2 separate regions of the Homo sapiens genome follow, and region 1 is linked to region 2. Evidence: chromatin loops called from intact Hi-C (ENCODE). Cell type or tissue: PC-9. All regions are shown on one strand. Each heading gives the region's core, and the rest is flanking DNA. Links, peaks and the distances in the headings are about the cores only.

Region 1 (7,475 bases), core at 2,060-4,559, 120 kb before region 2:
TTCATTTCAACCTTGGTGAATCTGACGATTATGTGTCTTGGGGTTGGTCTTCTTAAGGAGTATCTTTGTGGTGTTCTCTGTATTCCCTGAATTTGAATGTTCACCTGGCTTGCTAGGTTGGGGAAGTTCTGGATAATATCCTGAAGAGTGTTTTCCAACTTGGCTCCATTCTCCCTGTCACTTTCAGTTACACCAATCAAACGTAGGTTTGGTCTTTTCACATAGTCCCATATTTCTTAGAGGCTTTGTTTGTTACTTTTCATTCTTTTTTCTCTGATCTTTTCTTCACACTTTATTTCATTAAGTTGATCTTCAGTCTCTGATATCCTTTCTTCTGCTTCATCAATTCAGCTGTTGATACTTGTATATGCTGCACAAAGTTCTCATGCTGTGTTTTTCAGCTCCATCAGGTCATTTCTGTTCTTCTCTAAACTGGTTATTCTAGTTAGCAATTCCTCTAACCTTTTTTCAAGGTTCTTAGCTTCCTTGCATTGGGTTGGAACATGCTCCTTTAGCTCAGAAGAATTTGTTATTAACCACCATCTGAAGCCTACTTCTGTCAATTCGTCAATCTCATTCTCTATCCAGTTTTGTTCCCTTGCTGGCAAGGAGTTGTGATCCTTTGGAGGAGAACAGGTGTTCTGGTTTTTGGAATTTTCAGCCTTTTTACGCTGTTTTTTTCTCATCTCCATGGATTTATCTACCTTTGGTCTTTGATGTTGGTGACCTTCAGATGGGGTTTCTGTGTGGACATCCTCTTTGTTGATGTTGATGTTATTCCTTTCTGTTTGTTAGTTTTCCTTCAGGCCCCTCTGCTGCAGGTCTGCTGGAGTTTGCTGGAGGTCCATTCCAGACCCTGTTTTCCTGGGTATCACCAGTGGAGGCTGCAAAACAGCAAAGATTGCTGCCTGTGCCTTCCTCTGGAAGCTTTGTTCCAGAGGGGCACCTGCCAGATGCCTCCTGTATGAGGTGTCTGTTGACCCCTCCTGGGAGGTGTCTCCCAGTCAGGAGGCACAGGGGTCAGGGACCCACTTGAGGAGGCAGTCTGTCCCTTCACAGAGCTCAAGCGCTGTGCTAGGAGTTCCACTGCTCTCTTCAGAGCTGGCAGGCAGGAACATTTAAGTCAGCTGAAGCTGTACCCACAGCCGCCCCTTCCCCCAGGTGCTCTGTCCGAGGGAGATGGGAGTTTTATCTATAAGCCCCTGACTGGGACTGCTGCCTTTCTTTCAGAGATGCCCTTCCCAGAGAGGAGGAATCTAGAGAAAAAGGGAGTGGTGGGAGTGTAAATTAGTTCAACCATTGTGGAAGACAATGTGGCAATTCCTCAAGGATTTAGAACCAGAAATACCATTTCACCCAGCAAGCCCATTACTCGGTATATACCCAAAGGATTATAAATCATTCTACTATAAAGACACATGCACGCATATGTTTATTGCAGCACTGTTCACAATAGCAAAGACTTGGAACCAATCCAAATGCCCATCAGTGATAGACTGGATAAAGAAAATGTGGTATATATACACCATGGAATACTATGCAGCCATAAAAAAGAATGAGTTCATGTCCTTTGCAGGGACATGGATGAAGCTGGAAACCATCATCCTCAGCAAACTAACACAAGAACAGAAAACCAAACACCACATGTTCTCACTCATAAATGGGAGTTGAACAAGGAGAACACATGGGCACAGGGATGGGAACATCACACACCGGGGCCTGTTGTGAGGTGGGGGGCTAGGGGAAGGATAGCATTAGGAGAAATACCTAATGTAGATGACGGGTTGATGGGTGCAGCAAACCACCATGGCACATGTATACCTATGTAACAAACCTGGACATTCTGCACATGTATCCCAGAACTTAAAGTATAATTTAAAAAAAGAAAAAATTATTAAAATTGTAAATTTTATGTTATGTATATTTTACCACAATAAAAAAATTTGTTAATGTCATTCCTCTATTCCACCTTCATCTTCTTGAATCTCATCCACACACTTTGTGAGGGCTGGGGCCATGTGTTTCTTTCTCACCTCTGCATCTGTGGCCCCAGAGCAGAGGCTGACCCATTGCACACACTCAATTAATATTTTCTTAATTAAGGAATGAATAAAAGCTAAAGTATATTAAAGGAGGGAGACACAGTAGAAGAATTTGAGATGGGTAAGTTCAGAGTAAGTGTTTTCCAGAACTCCAAGATTAACAATATGATCTAGGGAACAAACAAGGAGATTGAGAATAAGAAGACTTTGCCCTATGGACTCTAACTCCATCTCTTCTTCTCTGGGCTAAGTTTACCCCTCAGACTGTCTTGAACTGGTGAGAACATATCTGATTATCTTTAAGTATGATTCACTCTTTGGAAAATCATGCTATTAGGCCTGATTGAGTAGTGAAAACCTTAATTATTCAAAATGAATTCATTTAAGCTGCCTAATTTCATTAGTTAGTATTCTTTTAACTCCAAGTTAAAAAAACCCACATCAACATGACTTGAACAATAAGATTCAACAATATCTTCAGGCTGATGTCCAGCTCTTTCTATATATTCTTTCTTTATATTTTGTATAATATCAGCAGAAACACTAATTGTTTCATGATAGATTCATCTGAAATGTGACAAAGAGTCTTCTCTTGGCCAAACTTTACTCAGGATTCTGGACCTTCTCCCAGGGCCCATCTGTGCACTTCCTTGTAAAATCCAGCTTTAGCAAAGGGACCTGCTTAGTAAGTTTAGCCAGAACGCTCTGTCTTCAATATCTGATTATCCTTGATATCTGATTATGTTACACACCCTCCATCATCCCCCAGGTGATGTCTGATCACCCTGGCCTGTCTTCAGCAAGAATCTTGTTGGGTCGGTTTAGCCAGAATCTCCCTTAGTAATTTTCCAACCACTGACCCTCACCCTGCTCCTTGGCTGTAAATTTCTCCTTTCCATATTCAGAGTTGAGTCCAATCTCTCTCCCTGACTGCAAGATCCCATTTTAATTGTCCCCACACCTATTGTAATGGTCTTGAATTGAAGTCTTCCTTACCATGCTTTAACAAGTATCATTGAATAATTTGTTTCTCAACAAATTTACTCATCCTTACAGAAGTGAAGCAGCCTGAACCAAGAGTGTTACTAATTCACTGTTGGGGAGGGGAGTAATGAATCGTGAATACACAGTCCTTTCCTCCAGTACCCCTCATTGTTGGAGAGTATTCATCCACAGTGATTAGGCTGGAGATCAGTCAGGAGTGGGTACACCAGAGGGATATCTTGGAATCAGTTTATATCATAATGAAAGAGCAGTGGTTCTCAAATATGGGTAATTTTGCCTCCCCAGGGGACATTTGGCAATATATAGAGGATTTTTTTTTTTGTCTAAACTGGGGTGGAGGTGGGGTGATAGTCCTCCTGGAATGCAGTGAGTAAAGGCCAGGATGTTACTAAACATCTTAGAATGCAGAGGACAGCCCTCTTACCTCACAAAGAAATATCTGGTCCAAATGTCAAGAGTAACAAGGTTGAAAACCCCTGAGACACAACGTTAGATCTGTATACCCATAGTAAAAAATTTCTGTCTAGAAGTTGAAAGAGAATAGGCACCATGATAAAATGAGCAAAAAGAATCTTGGAACTAGACTTCATAATGAACATTAGATCAACAGAAAGCCCTTGTTTCAAAAGCAATTGGCTGAAAATGTAATACATTATTTGTTCAGACGAAAATGCCAACCTGCTGATAAGGAATGAGGTTGACATGGTCTATTCCTTGTTAAAGTCCTAGAAGTTAAGTCCCTGGGTGCCAGTGTGGGCTCCTGCACTAACTAAGTAGTTGTGTTATTGTAAAGTCACTTAAAGATAGAAGGACCAATTTCCCCAGATGGATCACTGGGTTTCAAACACTTCTATCTGCCTCTGGAGGTGCCACAGGGATTTTCTGGTGAGGGGTACAAGTAATCCGCCTGCCCCCTTTTCACCCTCCTGCACCAAATCACCTATGCTTTATGTATTTGACATGAAATAGGTCAAAATATAAGCAGTATAATTCATATGTGCTAGATTATATATATGCAGTGTTCCTTTGTTTCTAGAATTGATCTCATTGTCCTCTTAGGTGTTCTTTCCAGTGGAGAGAGTAAAATCTTAAACTCATTGATTAAAGTTATCTCAATATTTTCCTGTTTAAAACAGCCTTTTTCAGTTTACTAACACCAAAAATTTTTTATCTATGGGGTTTTTTCTTTGTTCAGTTTTCAGTAAACAGCAGAATACCTTCTTCAAATGATATAGAAGCCAAGTATAGACATGATGGAGTAAAAACAGTAAATATCAGCCAGGCACGTTGGCTCATGCCTGTAAGCCCAGCACTTTGGGAGGCTGAGGCAGGTGAATCACAAGGTCAGGAGTTTGAGACCAGCCTGGCCAACATGGTGAAACCCTGCCTTTACTAAAAATACAAAAAATTAGCTGGGTGTAGTGGTGCACACCTGTAATCTCAGCTACTCAGGAGGCCAAGGCAGGAGAATCACTTGAACCCAGGAGGCGGAGGTTGCAGTGAGCCCAGATCGTGCCACTGCACTCCAGCCTGGGCGACAGAGTGAGACTTCATCTCAAAAAAAAAAAAAAAATGTAAATGTCTAGTCATATAGTCAAATCAAATGATGCAACTTGGCTGTTTTCTCTCTTCTCCAAGATAGCATCTAGAGGGAGGAAAATTGCATGATCTCCAGGGGAGAAGCCCGCTGGCCTATGTGCAGGTTTTCATGCTGTCCTCTGAAAACCACCTGGTTCCTTGTTTCTACTGGTCACTAGATGACTGGCTATCATCAACGATGCTTGATGATTTGAGCTGTTCTCTTTGGCACCCCTGGGACCAGGTGGTTCCCTGACCACCTCCCCCAGCCAGCCCAGCCCACCCCCACCGCCTGCTATATCTGATTTGTTTAGGCCTTTCAATACTGGGAGAGCAGCAGGGCTGCCATTCTCCACCCAAGCTCTGAGAATACCACATTAAGGACTTAGTTTTGGCTACATTAATATTTGCTTTATTCACCTCATTTCTTAACGACCATTTAAAGTTTTCCACTTTGCTTAGCCAAATTTGTGCACAATTTGCCCCTCTTTCTTTCCCCTTTGTTGTACCTATTCTCTTATAAATCATTCTAACCTATTTCCCTATCTGTTGTTTCAGCATAATTTTTCCTTTCATAGGGGTTCTGAGGCTAGCAGCTGTAGCTTGGAATAGAAGGAATCCAGGCTAGACCCAGGATGGGGGTCCACACAAACACTTTCTTTTGTTTTTATTTTAACTATATTCGTTGGTAGAGGCTCTACAGGCTAATAGTTGCAGCTTGAACCAGCTGGAATCCAAGCTTTGCCCAGCATTAGGATTTACACCAAAATTCTTGCATTACTTCTTACTCACATTTTAGATATGACAGATAACAGTAACCAAATATCATATATTTTTCTTTTTCTTTTTCTTGTTACTCTGCATTTCCTTAGGCATCCAGTGAGACAACTTCTTAGAGTTGGGTCCATCATTTTAAAATTCCATTGGTAACTTTTACCTTCAGTAACTGATTATAGCACAGCTATAGTTCCATATCATGGCTGACTCTGTAGCCATCCAGAAATGAAAAGTTCATTAACATCCACCCTTTCATCCTTTTTCTTCCCAAACTACATGCTCCAGTGAGTCAGGTTTGGTCCCATGAATCCCTCTTCTGACACCAACTGTGATAATTTGGAGCCAACTACAAGTTTAGAGAGCACAATATCCACAAAATGGCCCTCACTTCTGACAGCAACTGCAATTTCTGGTAGGTTCCCAAAGCCACTTTCAGTTTTCATAATTTTCCATAAGGACTCACAGGATTTCACTGAAAGTTGTTATACTGATTTTTACAGTTTATTATAGGGAAAGGATGCATATTCAAATTAGTCAAAGGAAGAAGTACAGGGCAGAGTTTGGGAAGATGCCAAACCTGAAGCTTCTGTGTCCCCTTTCCTGTGGAGTCAGCATGTATACTTTCCCAGCATCAATGTGTGGCAATATGCAGAGTATTGCCAGTGAGAGAAGCTCACCTGAACTTCAGTATCCAGAGTTTATATTGGGGTTTCATTATGTGCACATGACTGACAGACTGCCAACATGATTGAATTCAGTCTCTAAGTTGACTTACACCATGTGACCCAAAGCTCACACTCTGAATCACATGTTGATCTTTCTAGCATGACCAGCCCCCACCCTAAATCACATATTTGGTCTTTCTTGTGTAGCTAGCCTCACCCTAAGATCTGGTGTGGCCAGCTGCCACCCTAAACAAGGACACTCCCATTAAGTATTATATAGATCAACTCTCAGAAGCTGAGGGCAAAAGCTAGTCCTCTCTCGGGGTGAGGCCAAATTTTTTACTACACAGACCTGTACCTCACACCATATATAAATATTGACTCAAAATAGGCCAAAGACCTAAATTTAAGAGCTAAAACTATAAAATTCAGAATAAAACAAAGGTGTAAATTTTCATGACCTCCCACTAGGCAGAGGTTTCTTAGATACATCACCAAAAGTACAAGTGACAAAGGCAAAAATAGATAAATGGGACTTGACCAAAATGTAAAATATTTGTGTCTTAAAGGACACTATCAAGAAAGTGAAAAACAACCTACAAAATGGGTGATAATATTTGTACTTTTTTTTAGTATTTATAATGAATTTTTAAAATTTAATCTTTATTGGTTTAACTATAAAATTAATATTGCTCATTCTAAAATATCACATTTTAGGAGTTTATAACCCACCAAAAGGGAATCCAATAGTAACTTCCTATAAGAAAGCTACTCTTAACAATTTGGGGCAATATTCACAGAAATAACATTTTTACAAAAAATTTAAACTTTAAACACTGCTTTACAACTTGTTGTTTTCCCTTAATTTATATCAAGGCCACATTCTGTGTCAGTAGTTACATTGCTATTTCGTATTATACTATATGAATTTACAATTATTTACTGCTTCTCTATGAATGCACACTGGGGTTGTTTCCATTTTTTCTTTATTAAAAACAGTGCATCAGTGGGCATCCTTCATATGTAATTTTGATTGAAGTTACACATGAATAAAAGTCAGAGCTAACTGTGTAGATGTCTTTTCAAGTACTTCAGTGGATATCTGCTGTTTTGACCTGCCCAGTTAATTCTCTCATCTTCCTGTAACACATCCCATTTTCCTTTGGAGAATTGCCTCCCATATTCCATGCAGTTCTTAATGGGGCTGCAAATCAGAGTACCCTGCTACTCTGGCCATAGTAATTAGTGCAATAGGAGAGCCTGTGACCCAACCGAGTAATCAGATCCCTTCTCTGGGATTTAACATACGAATCCTAGCAAAGAAAAGCTCTTTCTTTACTTGGAGATGGTTCCTGGAAACATAGGAGCCTAGAGCTCTGTAGCCAGACTATCCCTTCCTTACTGCCTG
Region 2 (7,475 bases), core at 3,861-6,360:
ATAAACAACAGAAATTTGTATCTCACAGTTCTGGAGACCGGCAAGTCCAAGATCAGGGTGTCAGCATGGTGAGGTTCTGGTGAGGACCCTTTTCTGGGGTGCAGGCTGCCAACTTCTTGCTGTATTCTTACATGGTAGAAGGAGTGACTAAGCTCCCTCAGTCCTCTTTTATAAGGGCATCAATCCCATTCATGAAAGCTCTGCCCTCATGACCTAATCATCTCCCAAAGGCTCCACTTCCTAATACCATCACCTCAGGGACTAGGGTTTCAACATATGAATAGGTGAGGAGGGCAAACATTCAGACCATAGTGTTATTTGGGGTTTTGCTTCTTTGTTTAGCTACTCTCATGGGAACAAGAGATTTAATACATAACTTTGTCCCATTATATTAGCCCTTTCTTCCTCCATGTAGTTTGCTAATATAGCATAATGGTTGAGAACTCAGACTTTAAAGTCTGACTGGGTTTAAATTCAGCTCTGATACTTACCAACTATCATCTCAGGCAAGTTATACAACCTCTGTGCACCTCTGCTTCCTTCTCTGTAAAATTGGGATAATAATAGCACCTACTATTGTTAGGAGGATTAGATGAACTACTAGTAGAAGTAAGATAATTAGAATAATGCCTGGTACATAGTATGTACCGTATTAGTATCAGTGCCTAGTGTCAATATTATTACTTTTAACAAGTCAATCATTTTTCAGTTAAATATTTAGGCAAGTATCATGAGGCCATCGTGAAGATTATGTCAGTTTGCTTCAGACCAACCCCAAAATTCAGACGACCTGCTTAGGAGATTTAAGTTTTGAGTGAATAAACTATTATTGCAGGTACCAGGGTTAAAGGTGAATAAGCAGGGCTTAAGCAACATTGCTCAGTTGATAGATGTCTCTGCAAGTATTCACAAGTGTACATGAGATGTGTGTTGCTATGCTGGACCACATGAATGCAGGCCCAATAAAAGACAAGGCACCATACCTTGAGATTTAAATGGAATTGGTTTAAACATCTGCTTACATGCAATGGAAATAGCACATATTTCTTTCTATCTTGCTGGGAATACTGAGCTTATGATTTTTGCTTTTCCAGGTCACTTTTGGCTGTAAGCTACTGTTCCTGCTGAATTATTTCATCTGTGGGTCATCTTGCTGTAGATCAGCATGCTATCCCTGTCCCATGTTGCAATGGAGAGTGTCCTTGAGACTCCTCGCAAAACACCACTGACATAAGGCATTTGTGTGTGTACTGGAAGCTTACTAAAGGTTGGACACAATAGCAGGACATTGCTACATAATCACAGCAAAGAGTCATAAATCTTTTAGCTGTTAACCTTCTTTTTAAAAGCAGTTTGGCTGACCTCACTCATCACCTAATGTAGTCCAGAAGCTTTGTTGTAAGCAATAGTCACAGAAGTTTTGGCTGGTTTAAGCAGGAAAAGAACTTATTAAAATTTATTGGGTAACTAGCTCACAGAATCTCAAAATGAACCAAAGGGTCAGGTTGTCTCCAGGAATGACACACGAAATCATGCTGCAGAACTTGTCCAGTGAAGAAACCTCAGCTGGCACTGAGTACACCATGGTTTGCACAACTGACAGTAGCAGTCATTGCAGCTCTAACCTATACCATGGCTGCTGCTGCTGTTGATACTCTTCTCCAGAAAGTATTCTCTGCAGTCCCTTCATTATGGCATCATTAGTCCCCTATTCAAAATTTAGGATGGCTGCATCTCATTGATGTTGTGTAGGTCACCTGCCCAAGCTGTTAGCTGCAAGAAAGGCTGAGAAAGTAGACTCTTAATTTGTAAGGTGAAGGATTCTCAAATCCAGGGAGGTAAGTTGTTTATGACAAGTGCTCTCTATGGCAATGTTTCTTCACCTTCAGTGTGCACATGAGCCATTTGGAGATCTTGTTAAAATGCAGATTCTGATTCAGTAGGTTTAGGGTGGGGCCTGAGATTCTACAGCACTCACGTGATGTGAAGCTGCTGATCTGAGGATCACACTTTGAGTAGCAAGGCTCTATAGCACCGATTTTCAAATATGGCTGCATACTGGAGTAACTAGAGAAACATTTATATATATATATATATATATATATATACACACACACACACACACACACTGACTTATGAGCCTTGCCCTCAGCTGATTTAATTGGTTTGGGGCGAGGCATGGGCATATAAATTTTTTAAAGTTCCCCACATGATTCTAATGTACTCAGATACCTTTCACTGCAGGCTCCAACTTTTTGTCACTTTGCAAGGTTATTTTTTATTTTTTTGAGACAGAGTCTCACTGTGTCACCCAGGCTGGAATGCAGTGGGGTGATCTTGGCTCACTACAACCTCCACCTCCCACGCTCAAATGATCCTCCCACCTCAGCCTCCTGAGAAGCAGGGACCACAGGTGCACACTGCCACACCCAGCTAATTTTTTGTATTTTTGGTAGAGACGGGGTTTCACCACATTGCCCAGACTGGTCTCAAACTCCTGAACTCAAGTGATCCATCGGCCTCAGCCTCCCAAAGTGTGGGGATTACAAGCATGAGCTAACATGCTGACCTGCAAGGTTACTTCTTTTCTCCAGCTTCTAGGACCTCCAATTTCCCTGTCTTGCTTGGTTTCTCCCCTTGTAATATGATTACTCTCATTTATTAGGCAGAACAATTTGAAACTCTACTCTTTAGTCCCTTGGGCCTAAGTTTGCATATCTAAAGCTCTATAGAGTTCTGCTAATCCAGTGTTTCCCAAAACTATGTTACTCGCTGCCCTGGGAGTATGTGGTATGAAGTGATGCATAAACAAACATTGTTTTAAATTCTAATCATTCTGTATTTATTTTAATGTCATTGTTAAAAAAATGTAGCTAAAACAGTAAGTCTGATCTTGCAAATATTGTTGTTTAGGACAAGAAGTTAATTTTTAAAACAGGTAAATAATAATAGAGACTCAGGACAGATATAACAAAAATCTTGAAAATGATTTGCAGAAGTGAAGTTCAAGTGCCTATACAAACATAGCCTTCTTTCCAAAGCCGTAGGCTTTAGGAGCACAGAAGAACTGGCAGAGGTGTTCAAAGACACCAGCGTTTTTTTCTTCTCCCCCCATATAGGAAGCAATATAGAGATTTATTTCTGAACTGATACGAATTATGCCACTAATCTTAACACATTGAAATGGATACAGTCAGTTTTGATCTTAGATAAAATTCTTTCTATTAAGCGATTTCAAGAAAACAGCACCAACCTTTGAAAAATTCATGATCTAAAGAAAAGTAAATTATAAGAATAACTTATGAAATATAAAATACAAATAATGTTTAATCCCTTAACCAGCTAATCTTTAACAAGAAAACGGGTGAAACTGTTCAGAATTATTAAGAGCTAATACACAAATCCAGAAAGTCTTAAAACTCCTAAGCAGGAGAAATTTTTTAAAACTCCACATCTACTTACATCATTGTGAAAATTCAGAACACCAAAGAAAAATTGGTCTTAAACATCAAAAAGACTGACAGCAGATTTCTCAGTAGCAATAGAAAATAGAAGATAACAGAGTAATATGCTCAATATTCTGAGGGGGGAAAAAATACTTGTAAACCTAAAATTATATATTCAGTAGAATTATCATGAAACAGCAGGGAAAAATCAAAATATTTCAGGTGGAAAAAAACGCAAGGGTTTACCACATCACACTCTCATTCAAGGAAATTCTAAAGAATTTGCTACAGGCACAAGGAAAATGATTCAGAAGGAAGATCTGAGATATGCAAAGAAATGGTAAGCAAAATGTTGTTACATATGTGGGTGTGTCTAAAAAACGACGTCTAATTTATATGATGAAACCAGGATAGAACTAAAATAGTGAATAACTTATAAACTGAGAGAGGGGAGGGTGTGTAGAGCTAAGACATCCTAAAGGCCTTTGCATTATTCAAGAAGAAAGTAAAGCTATTTATTAGCTTTATATTTTAAGTTTACATTTTAAAATAGTAATACAAATCACTTAAAAATACGGAGTGCATTGGCTCACGCCTGTAATCCCGGCACTTTGGGTGGCTGAGGCGGGCGGATCACGAGGTCAGGAGATTGAGACCATCCTAGCTAACACGGTGAAACCCCATCTCTACTAAAAATACAAAAACAAAATTAGCCGGGCTTGGTGGCAGGCGCCTATAGTCCCAGCTACTCGGGAGACTGAGGCAGGAGAATGGCATGAACCCAGGAGGCGGGGCTTGCAGTGAGCCGAGATTGCGCCACTGCACTCCAGCCTGGGCAACAGAGCGAGACTCTGTCTCAAAATATATATATATATATAATTAATATAATATAATTAATATAATATAATTAATAATTAATATAATATAATTAATAATTAATAATTAATATAATACATATACACACACATAGAGAGAGAGAGAGAGAGAGCCAGAGCGTGAGCATTACTCCAAATAAGTTGAGGAAAAAAACTGAGAAAAAGAAAAAAAAACCACGTATACACAATGCAAAAGAAGCTGCTTCTGTTAGTTTTTGACATTTTAACTTTCTTTTTCGTATGCCATTCTTATTCAAGGTAAGTAGTATTGTATAATTTTTTATTGTGAGCTTTTCATTAAAGGGTCATTTTCTTATGAGAATCACTTTCAGCCTAGGTTGCAGAAGCATTCATTCAAGTCGGTTTTATGTTTGCTTCTGCCAGGCATTCTAGATGCCCCATGTCTAGGATCTCTTAAGGCAGGAGAGAGGGTGATGGTGTAGGAGGATCCATTTCTTGGCTTGGGGATTCCAATAATATATTATAGATTTAAACTCCAAACGTTGATGAAATGCAGGTCTAGGGTTTTGAAATTTAATCAGAGTTAAATACATATTTTCTTCATCCAGAGATGGGACAAGCCTCCTCATCTGCTCGCCATGGGTGTTTCACATTTTCCCTACTCCATCCTTTTCCTAAGGATTTTAGGGACAATGGCGTTTTGCAGAGTACTCAGTTCCAGCTCCCACCCTGAGCCCTTACCTCCTACCACTAAACATCCAGATCTCAAGTTACAGAGAGTAACAACACTTTGCCCACACCTAGGATGACCAATCCTTCTGGTTTCCTTAGGGACGTAGGAATTTCTCAGTGCTAAAATCATGTAAGTCCTGGGCAAACTAGTATGACTGGCTGCCCTACAGCCCAGCCCCCATATCCCGGGCAGGAGAAGAATCAGTTGAATAAGTCATTGCTCTGGTTTTCAGTTTATTTTTGGTACTTGGAATTTCCCTTCTTTTCTTATGGGTTTAGCTGCATATTGAAAATAAAACGTTTTATTTTAATCCCGCATTACTAGGTGTTAGTAATGAGATACTGCTCACGTTATAGAAGTCCACCGTTTTGCCAGCTCAAAAAGTAACATTTTAATGCTTTCCGTCAGTACAGAAGTGAAGTTTGTGGATAAAGGTCATAGCTACTTAGCCCTGTGTGTATAGCTAAGGTGCTGCAGTGGTTCCCGAAGTTACGTGATGGGCTCCACCAACTGGCCCACAGCTTGCTCCTGCTCTACGCCCGTATTCTGACCTTAAGAATGTTCTAGAATTCTCTAGGCAGGCCTAGCGCCTTCCTGTAAGGCCTGGAAGGTGAATTCTCCCATTAAAATGTAAGATCCCTGAGCAAACACATGTTCTGTTATTCTGTTCACTCCTGCATCTGCTGTACCTGGTAATCACAGGCACTCAGTAACTATTTCTTGAAAGAACAAACATCCTGAATGTCAAACTGGCATTTCCTCCCATCCAACCCCTTCTATCTCAAACTTGACAGAAAGGAGTGCAAGTTTCTGGCCTGTTGATGTCTCCTTCTGTTTTCCACAGACTTGCTTCGATTTATTTCTGTAGGCATTTAAAAAAGATTTTGGGGTGAGTGTGAAGCTAAAAGTGATGGCGCTAACCCTGTGCCTTAGAGAAGCCATTTGGAAACTGCAGCCTAGACACATTAGATTATCATTTTTGTAAACTATACCATACATTTCAGTATGCATACTTATTTTAGGGGTGTTTTGGGGGTGATGTGTGTGTCTGTGGGTCTATGTGAGCGCGGCGCCTTCCTGGGACTGAGGCACCGGACCTGCGCACACGCGCTGCGTACCCTACGCCCCCGCCGCGTGGGCGCCGTCGTCCCCCGCAGCCCCCCCACGCAGGGGGCGGGGCGCTGCCACCCATTGGCTGAGGCCGATACCACGCGCCCCGATACCCGGCGCAGGAGCCACCTCCCTGAGCCCCGCGGACCACGCCTCAGTCCGCCTGCGCTCCTCAGCCTGACGGTCCGCCTTTCGGGGCTCCTCAGCCTTGTCACCCGCTCTTGGTTTTCCTTTTCTCTTCATCTTTGGCTCCTTTGACCACTCGAAGCCGCGCAGCGGGTTCCAGCGGACCTCACAGCAGCCCCAGAAGTGGTGCGCCAAGCACAGCCTCTGCTCCTCCTGGAGCCGGTCGGGAACTGCTGCCTGCCGCCATCATGGTGAGTTGAGGGAGAGGCCCGAGGGGCAAGGCTGGCGGAGTCTTCACTCGTGGGTGAAACTCGGCTCTGCAGGGTCGGAAAGTGAAGTCATCCTCGGCTTTCCTGTTTGGGGGGCACCTGCCTGGACGCACCACAGCCATGGCCCACAGAGTTGGGAGAGGCGGCCTGGCAGTGGCGCGGCCTACACAGAGAGGCAGGCGCGGGACGCCAAGGGCGGCAAGGTGGGGGTGGGCCCCGAGGACGCGCTGCCTCGCCGGCCACGTGCAAGGGCCACGGCCTTCTTGAGGCACCCATTTCCCGGTTCGGGTTCTCTACTGGCAGAGGTTTGGGGTGCGGGTTCCCCACCCCCGACTGCCCCACCCCGCCCCCACTCCCACGCGCTCCCCCACTCACGCGCCTCCGCCCCTCCCCCACTCCCACGCGCCTCCGCCCCGCCAGCCTCATTTCTGGCGCGCTCTCCCCGTGGCTCCGCAAGATGGCGGCGGGCCTGCTGAGGGACTTGCCTTCTTAAACTTCGAGGGCCGGAGCTTCCTTAGGAAGTGGTTCCCTCCTGGTCCCTGTACTTGGTGGGGTGGGCGGGGTTCGTGGGGGCCTCAGCGTGGGGTGTGGGGCGTCCTGAAGGCATGGCCCTGTAGCTGAGGGGGCTGGGCCGGAAGTGCCTCTGGTCCCCTCGCGCCTGTCAGCTGCGGGGGACTTGCTGATGGCGGCTCCCTCGTGTGGCGGCGACAGAAAAGCTCGCCTGACGCCATCTTTGCCGCACGAGGTTGGTTTCAGCAGTTACCATTAAGAATTTTAGAATTTTTAAATTCTGGGTACGGTTTTTTCCCTCTCGATAAACCAGGATCCTTTGACAAAATGTCCATTTGGTAGATAGCGTTGGGTGTGCGTTTTTGTGAGTTTGGTAAATGCCTAGCGTTGCTTCAGCGCCACCACAAGATGCAGCTCTGAACACGCAGACCAACCACTGAGTCAC

What was found. Hi-C counts contacts between places; a loop is a spot of excess contacts. Peaks named below come from ENCODE experiments on the same cell type or tissue, not always from the same donor. Only the 100,000 strongest peaks of a DNase experiment are listed, where the experiment ranks them.
Region 1: a loop joins it to region 2, with 7 times the contacts of the local background. A loop is called at or near these places in 2 of 110 quality-filtered maps.

The regions. Positions count from the first base shown.
Region 1 is chr3:16,724,914-16,732,388 of GRCh38, reverse strand. All of the region lies in intron 1 of PLCL2UT (PLCL2 upstream transcript), which reads right to left. Among named protein-coding and RNA genes, the nearest start is that of PLCL2UT, 4.5 kb to the right of the region's middle. In PC-9, for the core only: no CTCF peak of the experiment used is centred there; DNase peaks (open chromatin) are centred at 2,828 and 3,468; H3K4me3 peaks cover 1,724 bases; H3K27ac peaks cover 2,500 bases.
Region 2 is chr3:16,604,230-16,611,704 of GRCh38, reverse strand. DAZL (deleted in azoospermia like) reads left to right here and starts at 6,282. Exons shown (of 11, transcript NM_001351.4): 1 at 6,282-6,502. The coding sequence starts at 6,500. In PC-9, for the core only: no CTCF peak of the experiment used is centred there; a DNase peak (open chromatin) is centred at 5,134; H3K27ac peaks cover 1,336 bases.